Regions from separate parts of the Homo sapiens genome. Here region 2 is linked to region 1. The links are chromatin contacts, found by Hi-C in ENCODE. All regions are on one chromosome and are shown on one strand. The core of a region is the stretch at or near the end of the contact, and the rest is flanking DNA. Distances in the headings are between cores, read along the strand shown. Region 1 overlaps FARS2 (phenylalanyl-tRNA synthetase 2, mitochondrial). Region 2 overlaps LY86-AS1 (LY86 antisense RNA 1).

What was found. Hi-C counts contacts between places; a loop is a spot of excess contacts on that map. Pooled maps may share reads with other maps.
Region 2: a map of CD4-positive, alpha-beta memory T cell shows a loop between it and region 1 (23-fold over the local background). The contact joins two enhancer-like sites. A Hi-C loop is called at or near these places in 2 of 168 maps with a recorded cell type or tissue (CD4-positive, alpha-beta memory T cell and naive thymus-derived CD4-positive, alpha-beta T cell) and 8 of 50 pooled maps.

What each region holds. Positions count from the first base shown.
Region 1 is chr6:5,299,123-5,304,670 of GRCh38, reverse strand. The region is part of intron 1 of FARS2 (phenylalanyl-tRNA synthetase 2, mitochondrial); the gene reads right to left. Among named protein-coding and RNA genes, the nearest start is that of FARS2, 40 kb to the right of the region's middle. RefSeq lists enhancers at 2,141-2,435, 2,385-2,444. Within about 2 kb of position 2,035, at least 4 of the 41 ENCODE cell types and tissues checked have a DNase peak (open chromatin) inside an H3K27ac peak, as active enhancers do.
Region 2 is chr6:6,544,804-6,549,870 of GRCh38, reverse strand. All of the region lies in intron 3 of LY86-AS1 (LY86 antisense RNA 1), which reads left to right. Among named protein-coding and RNA genes, the nearest start is that of LY86, 41 kb to the left of the region's middle. RefSeq lists enhancers at 2,539-2,588, 2,679-2,728, 2,809-2,868. Within about 2 kb of position 3,695, at least 5 of the 41 ENCODE cell types and tissues checked have a DNase peak (open chromatin) inside an H3K27ac peak, as active enhancers do.

The DNA of each region.
Region 1 (5,548 bases), core at 786-3,285:
CAAGTTTTTTACACACACAAACACAAACACAAACATAAACACAGCTTCTCATGTACTGTGAGAGGCTGCATCCCTAACCAAGTTGGCCATCTGGGAAACGAATGCCTTTGTGGTGGCATTGTGAATTGCCTCCACTCTTCTGGAAAGCAATCTGCCAATACGTTTTAGAAGCCATAAAAATGTTCATACTCTTTGACCCAGTAATGCCATGTCTGAGACTCTATCATAAGAGACTAATTCAAAATATGAAAATAGCTACATGTACAAATGTATACCTTTAACTGTTATTAGTAACTGTAAAAAGTTGGAAGTAACGCACATGTCAACAACAGAGTTAAATAATTAATGATGTGGCATCACAACAGAATATGATACAGCCATTCAAATGGTAACTATGGGGATTATACAGTGATAAGGGGAAACGCACATACAAAACAACTGATACAACTATGAAAAGCCACTGAACAATTGTTTAAAAACTGATTACCATGTTTTAGGGTGGTAAATGTGGGTGCTTTCCCTTCTTTATTTCTAAGCTTTTTGTAATACTGCTATGATGCCTCTATAATTAAAAGATAATCTTTTATTTAAAAATGATATGCATGCTTTGATCTCAAGGATACAGAGCCACACCAGACCATGCAGCCTGCTATGTTACTCAGGGAGGAAGAGGGACCATTAGCATTCTACGGACGCACAGGCATCATGGGCTGAGCCACACAGAGCAGTCCACGGAGAGCCACCTGGAGGTGTTGCGTACTTGGTCAATGATTGCCAAAAAATGAGCAGTGTCCATCTGCTAACCCCAGTCAATTCCCCTCATTACGAGCATCCCGAGGCAGAGAATTCCCCGGGCGCACTTCACATACTGTCAGCTTAGTTATCCATTTAAAAAATTTATTTGAGGTCACATGGGGCTGTACAATCATTTGGTTAAAGTCACAAGCCCAGATTTTCACATTGGGAGCAATGAGAAATGTCTGTGGCAAGAAATGCAATAATCACAAAGATGGAGGAAGGCAAGCAGAAGCAACTTTTCACTTTCAGAGAAGCAGGGGGCTTGGGGAGCAGCCAGCGTGGCCGCAAACACATTTGTCTAAGAAACAGAGTCGTGGGGAGGGCAGGCTCAGAGGGAGGGCAGGAGCGGCTCTCCCGAGCTGACACAAGGATGAAGACACAGGAGGTAAAGGTGTGCGCTCAGCCCTAACAAGCCTCAACCAGCAGATGGCAACCGACTTCACCTTGGGGCCATTTAGCCCCACGTGCAGCTTCAGCCCTGTGCCAGTCCAGGCACCAGTCCCACTCAGGAAAATCTCAGAGATCTCCAGTCCAGCTTCAACCAGTCAGTCCCAGGTGCTGCTCTTGCATTCTTGCCCTTCATCTCTATGTCCAGGCACCTCTTTATACCCTAGTGTCAATGCTCAAGTTCTTTTCTCTCCTCTATACCTTCACTTCCCCACTGAGTCCCTGCCAGGGAAGCAGCAGGGCAAAGAAGCTTCACATACAGGTTGTGAAATCAGACGGCACTGACTTAAAATTCAAGTTAAGCTACTCTTCTCCCTGTATGATCTTGGGAGAATTACTCTCTTGAACTTCGGTTTCCTTCTCTAAAAGATTTGTACCTGCACCACAGGATCATTATAAGGGTCAAATGAAACAACAAATGTAAACCCCAGTATCTGACACTTATGAATGCTTAATAAAAGTTTGCTATATTTACTCTCGTTCCTCAGCAGCTGGCACCCTGTGTGTCTTCTTCCTCCACTAACCCTGTCCATCGAACATGAACCACACAGTCCCGCTCTCTGTTGCTCAGCCCTCCTTATGCTGATCTCAGTCCTGAACTCAGCGTGCCTTCTGGAACCACTCCACTGCCCAAACCAAAACACTCTCATTTCTGCACCGTGAGCCGACTCTCCCTGCCAACAGTTATAGCCCCCCACACAGTCAGGAAGTGCACAGTAATTTCATACCTTGGTACCGAAGCCACACTGCCTGGTTCACAGCCCTGCTCTTTCACTCATTAGTTCATGTGACTTTGCTCAAGCTACTTAACTTCTCTGTGCCTCATCTCCCCATCTGTAAAAGATAGTAATAGTGTCCACCTCCTAAGATTGAGGAGAGGATTCAGTGTGCAAGTAAAGCTCTGAGAACTGTGCTAGCACATAATAACCAGGCACATTTTTTTTTAACTTCAACTCCCCAAGGCCAGAGGTACTTGATTAGCCTATGTCATCCCATGTCATCCGATAACCCAAGCAGCTTTGCGACTCTCTGACACAAGGGAGATGTAATCTCTCTGGACAGCAAAGCCTTGCTATCTACCACGTGGTGCACAGACCGACATGGGCACTGCCTGGAAGCCTGTTAGAATCTCAGTCCCCACCAAGCCCTACTGAAATAAAATCTGAATCTTAACATGTTTTGCAGACAGAAGTCACCTAGAGGTCTTGTTAAACAACACAACAACACAGGTTTGGATGGCGCCTGAGATTCTGCTGTTCCTAGGACCAAACTTAGGGGAGCAGAGCTCTAGAGGAAAGTTCTGAAGTAGAAGTGTTCCAATATGTGGGAAGACTGTCACCTGGAGTCTGTAAGTGACAAAGAGGGTAGGTGGGCATGACTGGTAACTGGAAAAGTGCATGGCTAAGAAGATAAATGACCAACAACATAAGGAGCTCCTTGTAAGTTCTTAAGAGGGTAGGGACCAAGTCTTCTTAATCTGTTTTATTGAGTGAATTCCCAACATGAAGGATGGTTCACCAAAATCATCTGACATAACCCTTACTTGTGTGGGGTCCACCAATTTAGCCCCATTTTCTTTGTGTGTGTGTGTGTGTGTGTGTGTGTGTGTGTGTGTGTGTGTGTATGTGTGTGTGAGATAGCATCTTACTCTGTCACCCAGCAGGCTGGACTCATTTTCAATAAAACTAGAATGTTAGTTTAAAAAAAAATTGTTTGATATTAGTTGCCACTCCGCAACCCACCCTAATATATTAAACTGCACACTTTCTGCATGGAGACAATGCAAACTGCTCTTGATAGAAGGGAATGATTTCACAATTGCTTCCCTTAGAAATGATTTTGGCTTTGATCCAGGAGATGGGGTAGGTGGGTTGGAGATAAGAATGGGGCTGGCAGAACACCTTCTGCAAAACAGTGGGCTAGGCTTTGAAAGAGAACTTGCCGTTACTTTGCTGCCATCTTCTTTGTTCTTTTAGAGACAGGGTCTCATTCTATCACCCAGGCTACAGTACAGTGGCACGATCACAGCTCACTGCAGCCTCAAACTCCTAGGCTCAAAGGATCCTCCTGCCTCAGGCTCCCAAGCAGCTGGGACTACAGGTGCATGCCACTATGCCCAAACTTTGCTACCATCTTATTTCAAACTCCCAGGATGTTGCAAACTAAGTTAAGGCATCAGAAAAGTAAGTGCCTCATTTCTATAACCCTTGACCTTTTTCTTAGTGACATAGGTAACTAACCAGACCCTGGAGGTCAACAACCAGAGAATAATAATTATAGAGAAGAAAAATAAAAGACTACAGACTAGAAAAAAATCATACCAATTGATCCAAGAGCCCCCCAAACACTCCCTCCCACCCCCAGTAAGCACAGCCTTCATTTTCTAGGACTTCAGAAATAACCAGATGTGGCTGGGCATGGTGACTCACGCCTGTAATCCCAACACTTTGGGAAGCCAAGGCAGGCAGATTGAGACCAGCCTGGGCAACATGGCAAGACCCCATCTCTACAAAACACAGCAAGACCCCATGTTTACAACATGGCAAGACCCCATCTCTACAAAAAAAAATTTTTTAAATAAAAAAAATTAGCCAGGTATAAGTAGCACATGACTATAGTCCCAGCAACTTGGGAGGCTGAGGCAGAAGGGTAGCTTGAGCCTGGGAGATGAAGGCTGCACTAAGCTATGATGGCATCACTGCACTCCAGCCTAGGCAACAGAGCAAGACCCTGTCTCAAAAAAAAAGAAAGAAAGAAAGAAAAAGGAAATGACCAGATGCCCATGACTGTTATCTAAGCAATCTGTCTCTCTCATCCAACAGTGTCCCCTGCCCCACCCACCATCTCCACACAGACACCTGTCACCTCAGTAATTAACTAAGGGGAAAAATCTGCATAAAAGTGAGAAGAGAGCTACATTCCCAGTCCCCACAACCGTCATGAAATTATCTAAATGTGAATGCCATATCAAACCCAAATGTGCTTCTCTTTGAAAAAAAACAAAATAAGGATCACCATCAGATGTCCCTTCCAAGTCAAAGGTCAGGAAGAATTTCCACTATGTCACTCTGAATCAGCAGCTGTGTATGACTATAAACAGACATAACATTTGGACATGCTTATGTTATATATACTTACATGTACACACAGAGACACATATGTCTCTGTTCTACCTATATCAAAAAAGGTTTTGGAGCAGGTAAGAAGTTCTTGTCCTCAACCACCAGAGTAATCCAATCATTTTCTGCCCTCAGTGAGGGCTCTAAGAGATACACAGCAGGAAATCTACCAGGGATCCTACATCCTTTCTCTAACTACTCACAGAGTCCTCATAGATAAATAAAATCATAGGTAAATAAAAAACAAAAAATGAAAACATTTTTAAATTTGACATCTAAACTTTCTGCTCCAACTACTGACAGAGCTCTCATATATAAATAAAAAAGGCAAATATTTAAAATTTTATATCTAATCTTTTTTTAATAGATAAAGGAATTTATTATGGAAATTGGCTTATGTGACTATCGAGACTGAGAAGTCCTATAATCTGTAAACTGGAAAACTAGCAAAAAGGATGAGTTCATGTCCTTTAGCTGGAAACCATCATTCTCAGCAAACTATCACAAGGACAGAAAACCAAACACCGCATGTTCTCACTCATAGGTGGGAAATGAACAATGAGATCACTTGGATACAGGGTGGGGAACATCACACAACAGGGCTTCTTGGAGGGTGGGGGGCTGGGGGAGGGATAGCATTAGGAGACATACACAATGTAAATGACGAGTTGATGAGTGCAGCAAACCAACATGGCACATCTAAACTCATCTTTTAAACAAAAGCAAGGCCAAGAGAATACTTGTTTCCCCTGAACCCCAAGTGTCATCTCCAAACTTTGATGAACTTTCAACCGAATAAGCTTAAAGCCACAGTCCAAGACAGCCATTGCTGTTATAGAAGAAAAGATTATACCGATACAGCTCTGTAATTTTAAACAAATCCCAGGGGCCCAGAAGGGGCTCAGACAAAGCATTCCTTGAAACCAAAAAACCCTCAGATTGACTGTATGGTTCAAAGATACACCTAGATTTTCTAATTTAATAATAAGGGTAAGTGTTTAAATACACAGGAGTGTAGGAAGCATTATAACTATGTTCGCCAGAGGAGATGACAGTCTAAATGAGAAACCTTCAGGAACTATCAGAAATATCAGCACAGATGTCTACATAGTATAGTCTTCAGTTTATAAAATGAAACTGCCATCAAAACCCAAAGTGAGCTAAAGCTTGTACTGAAATCTAGG
Region 2 (5,067 bases), core at 2,446-4,945, 1.2 Mb before region 1:
CTTGACATTGTTTTTTATGTGAAATCTGATGTGTAGTTTACACTGGCAGCACAACTGCATCAAATGAGCCAGATCTAGGTCTGAACAGTCACATGTGGTAAGGCTTCTGTAGAACATGGCTTTAAATCCTCAGGGCTGACAGGGCATCCTCGCCTTCCACCCACTTTAAAACAGCCTGCAAGGCAGTGTGTGACCTATGGCTTTAACTCTGATGAGGAGGATTCCTCATGGCATGGGTTGCTGAGAACCCTGAATCACAAGGTATAAAGCAGGGACCGAAGGACTGTGCCCACTGCAGCAACCCCCCGCTGGGTTTAATGCTCTCCTGTTGCCACCCTGAAATTTTTAAAGACTTTTTACGGGGTCTTGCTCTGTCATCTAGGCTGGAGTGCAGTGACATGATGTCTTATACCTCATCTGGCTGAGACTCACTAGAGAAGGTCACTAGTTAGAACTAGAGAAGGGGCTGGGCACAGTGGCTCAGGCCAGCACTTTGGGAGGCTGAGGCAGGAGGATTGTTTTGAGACCAGGCTGGGCAACACAGTGAGACATTTTCTCTACAAGATAAAAATTAAAAAAATTATCTGGGCGTGGTGACACGTCCCTGTAGTCTCAGTTATTCAGGAGGCTGAGGTGGTAGGATCGTTGAAGTCCAGGAGTTCAAGGCTGCAATGAGCTAGAATTGAACAGAGTGAGACCCTGTTTCTAAAAAAAATTAATAAAGAACTAGAAAAGGTTCACTGCAGCCTTAACTCGTGGGCTCAAACAATCCTTCCCAGTAGCTGAGACTACAGACATGAGCCACCATGCCCGGCTAATTTTTTTTTTTTTTTTTTTTTTTTTTAGAGACAGGGTCTCACTATGTTGCCCAGGCTGGTCTTGAACTCCTGGACTTAAGCCATCCTCCCGCCTCAAGCCAGTCTCCCAAGTAGCTGGAATTACAGGTGCATTGCACTGACCCCAGCTTCTTCAAGATAGAGTCTCCCTCTGTCACCAGACTGGAGTGCAGTGGTGCGATCTCAGCTCACTGCAACCTCTGCCTCCTGGGTTCAAGTGAATCGCCTGCCTCAGCCTCTGGAGTAGCTGGGACTACAGGCGCATCCTACCACGCCCAGCTCATTTTTTGTATTTTTAATAGAGACGGTGTTTCATCATGTTGGCCAGGATGGTCTCGATCTCTTGACCTTGTGATCCATCCGCCTCGGCCTCCCAAAGTGCTGGAATTACAGGTGTGAGCCACCACGCCCAGCCAAAATTCTTAGAGAACTCCACATCATCATTTTTCACTGAGTCTCTCAAATTACGTAGCTGACTTGGCCTCTTGGGCTAATGTTGTAGTTTTCCTTCTTTCTAAAAATTGCCCTTTTGCCTTTTTATTGTACTTTCTGGAAGGCTTCACTAAATTTCTATTCTAACTCTTCTCTTGAAACTTTCATTGTTGCTATCATATTTTTTAATTTCTAATAGGATTTTTCCACCTCCTGAATATTCCTTTTCTTGTGGCATCCTTTTTTCATGTGTGCAATATTTTTTATTCATTCTTCTGAGAATGTTAATGATAGTTTCTTGAAGTTTCCTTTTGCTTCTATTTTGAGTTTTTTTTTCCTGCTTTGTTTGGGCTTCATATTTTATGTTAGAGATAAAAGCAGATGCATTTGGTTTGGAAAGACAAAGGATTTTTCCCTGTTGAAGTAACGTAGAATGAAAAAATAAGGTGATACAAACATTTTAAGGGCAAAAGAGGCAACATTGAGGAAACTCACATGAGGCCAACTTCAACTCTGTAAAGTAGAAGTTGTTTCTCAAATTGTGAGATACTGTAAGGGCAAGAGCTAAAAATTGGAAGGAAACATTTGGAATATCTGCAATGCAGGAATCAACAAATGCTGAAAACTGAGTTGCAGTGAGGGCTCATCTGAAGTCCCACAGCCTAAATTTGCAGCTGGTCCAATTGGCATAGTTTGGTGACATTCTCTAGTTAGTCTTGGCCAGATGGGGTAAAGACAGAAAAGCAACTGCAGGGTGCTGGGCAAGTCAAGGTAAGAGGCAAAGAGTAGAGAGACAGCTGAGGGGTCCGAGGTGCTGGAGCGCCCTGGCGGGAGGCCAGCCACAGGCTGCGGTAGTAAGGGAATAAAAGGACGTCTGAGGGACAGAGGGGCAACTCTGGTGAGGATCAGTGTCCCGGGAATTTTTCAGGCAGTGTGGAGTCTGCTTTCAGTCCTGAAGGAATGCATGAGCTGGTGGAGGCCATGACAGCATAGGAATGTAAAACAGTTCCACATCCTCTTGGAATCAAGAGGCATGCATTCACATCCTGTCTTGGTGGGACCTGGTAAAGTCAGGTAGTCAGGCTGGGAGTCAAAGAGATTGGATTTTTTATGTCCTATGTCTCCCTAGCTTCAAATCCACCCTCTCTAGAATAGATTGCAAAAAGGGGAATTTCCATTACAGCATATAGCATTCGTCCTATGAAGAAACCCCCTCGCTCAGTGACTTACACGAAAAACTGGGGTATAAAACACCCATAACATCTGGCCTGCTGCAGAGCTGGCTTCAGGAACAATTGTGGACCATTACATCACTCTCTCCGGTCTGCAGGCATTGGCGGGTACATGCGGATCATAACCACCAGATGGCGCTGTTGGCCTAAGCTCGAGCACAGTCCACAGCCTGGAGGTCCTGGGAAAGCCTGACCTGAATCTAAAACTTCTCTAAACTCCCTAATTTGATTCAAAAGCAAAACAGTAGAATACTTCTGCACATCCCAGCGAGGTCAGAGTATAGCATCTGCGTGGCCCGTAGGCAAGTCATCGGTGGTTATTTAAAGCCCGAGTTTAAGAAAATGACTTCACAATGCAGAGAAACTGGGGAGCCGGCGCTGGTCCCTCAGTCCCCGACATGGAACGCTCCTGCACCCGCAGCGGAGTGGCTGGCAGCGCCGCATGGAGGTGGCGAGCTCCAGGTCTCACGCAGCGTCTGTCTGTGCAGTGCCCAGATGGCAGGGGCTGTAGAGGCCTCTAGAAACCTGCGGCTCGGCTGCATTTCTCCAACCTGCCATCCGCCCTCACCACCCCAGCTCCAGGCCGCCGCACTTGCTGGCTCTGGCCACCGCCAAAGCCCTAGGGACGGTGCACTCTGGCTGCGCGGTGGCCGCGGGAGCCGGTGGCAAGGGACTAGGTCCTAGGGGGAGAGACTTATTTAGTCTCGCAGGGCCGGCCTCTTTGCATACTCTAGGGGCCCCGGGAGCTCAGCGTGTGCTTCCCACGGTTGTTTTCGAGAATAATGTGGCTTTCAGCCAGGCCAAGCCCCTCGCGGCTGGGCGGTGCGTGAGTTCCCAGGTGCGCGCTTCAGGATCGGAGGCGCCCGCCGGAGCAGGGCGTGCTGGATTCCAACAGTACGTGCTAAGCACAAAGGCCTGAGCCCGAGTGCCGGGGCCTCCATCTCGGTGGACTCCAGTCTCGTGGCCCACTTCCCACGTGCGCCCGGCTCAGGCGCGCGGCTCTCCCGGCGGGCGGGTGCACGGCCTCCCCTCCGCGGCTGCGGCTGCGGTTGCGGTGGCTTCACTGCGGCTGGTTCCTGCCAGGTCATCTGCTTTGCGCCCATCTAGGCCGCGGACAGGCGGAGGCTGATTAATTTTTCATGGCGATTCACCCGGCTGTTCATCCGAAGGCAGCTTCTGGGGCGGGAGCTGTTAAGGACCCGACTGTGCCAGGGGCTGCTCTTCCTCCGGCCGCACTAATTACTGACCTGGGAGGGAGACTCGGGTTTTTCTCCCCAGTGAGCTGTTTTTTTGCCTTTTGGCGTCTTTTGATTTCCCAAGCAAAGCTGGGGGCTGGGAATTCAAGGATGAGGGCCAGGAAAGGCTGAGGGAGGAAGGGCGCCTGTTCAGTTTAATCTTATTTGTGGAAAGCCCCCCCACCCCCAGCTCAGCCTGGAGAAGGAGCTTGGGGATGGTCACATCCTTGTCCCAGGAGCTCGCGGGCTCCTGGGGAGATGGGACTCGCAGAGTGGGGGTGAAAGAGTTGATTGACAGTGTGGGAATGTATGTACCAAGGGCCAGTGTAGTGGGACCCAGTGTAGAGGAGTCGGGGCTCCAAGAACGAGCCAGTGGAGTGAGCGAGGAAAGGTAGTGAAGGAAAATGAAACGAACCGCCGGGTGCGGTGGCTCACGCCTGTAATCCCAACACTTTGGGAGGCTGAGGCGGGTGGATCATTTGAGCTCAGGAGCTGGAGACCAGCCTGGCCAAGGTGGTGAGACCTCATCTCTACTAAAAATACAAGAAGTAGCCGGGCGTGGTTTTGGAGTGGGGGAGGACACTGGGCTCCCAGGGGAACCTGGTGTGAATGTTCCAGGTGTGCTCCTTAACCACCCACACACAGGTGGGCCATATTTCTGGGACTGGTGTTTTAAAGTTTCCCCTTCCCTCCTCCATTACATAAAAATTTGAAAATTTACAGATATGTATAGAGAAATCGCTATGCAGAGGAAAACACTGGGATTTTTGTGTGTGTGTGTGGAGGGAGGGGAGTTCTATCCAGGTGTTTTCCATGTGGATAATTTTTACCTAATTGTATGTTATACATGTACGGCGTACGTAGTGTTATGTTAAACATTGTGTGTTTAGGCATTTAGAAAATATGATTTTTCATTATGAAACTAGTAGATGTTCTTCTCAATTTTTGGAAAATAAGGAAATATATGAAAACAAAAATTAAATATTACCCGGATTCTAAATACATAATAATCCTTTTGGTATGTTTCCTTAAACTATTTTTTTCCTGTGGGTGTTTAATTTAGTTGAGACCATATGCTATTTGCTAATTTCTAAACATGGTCAGTATAGAAACATCGTTAGATAGAAGGCTAAATGAGAGAGGTTTCTTCTTTTTTTTTTTTTGAGACAGTCTCACTCTGTCACCCAGGCTGGAGTGCAATGGTGCGATCTGGGCTCACTGCAACCTCTGCCCCTCCGCCTCCTGGGTTCAAGCAATTCTTCTGCCCCTGCCTCCTGAGTAGCTGGGATTACAGGTGCCCACCACCACGCCTGGCTAATTTTTGTATTTTTA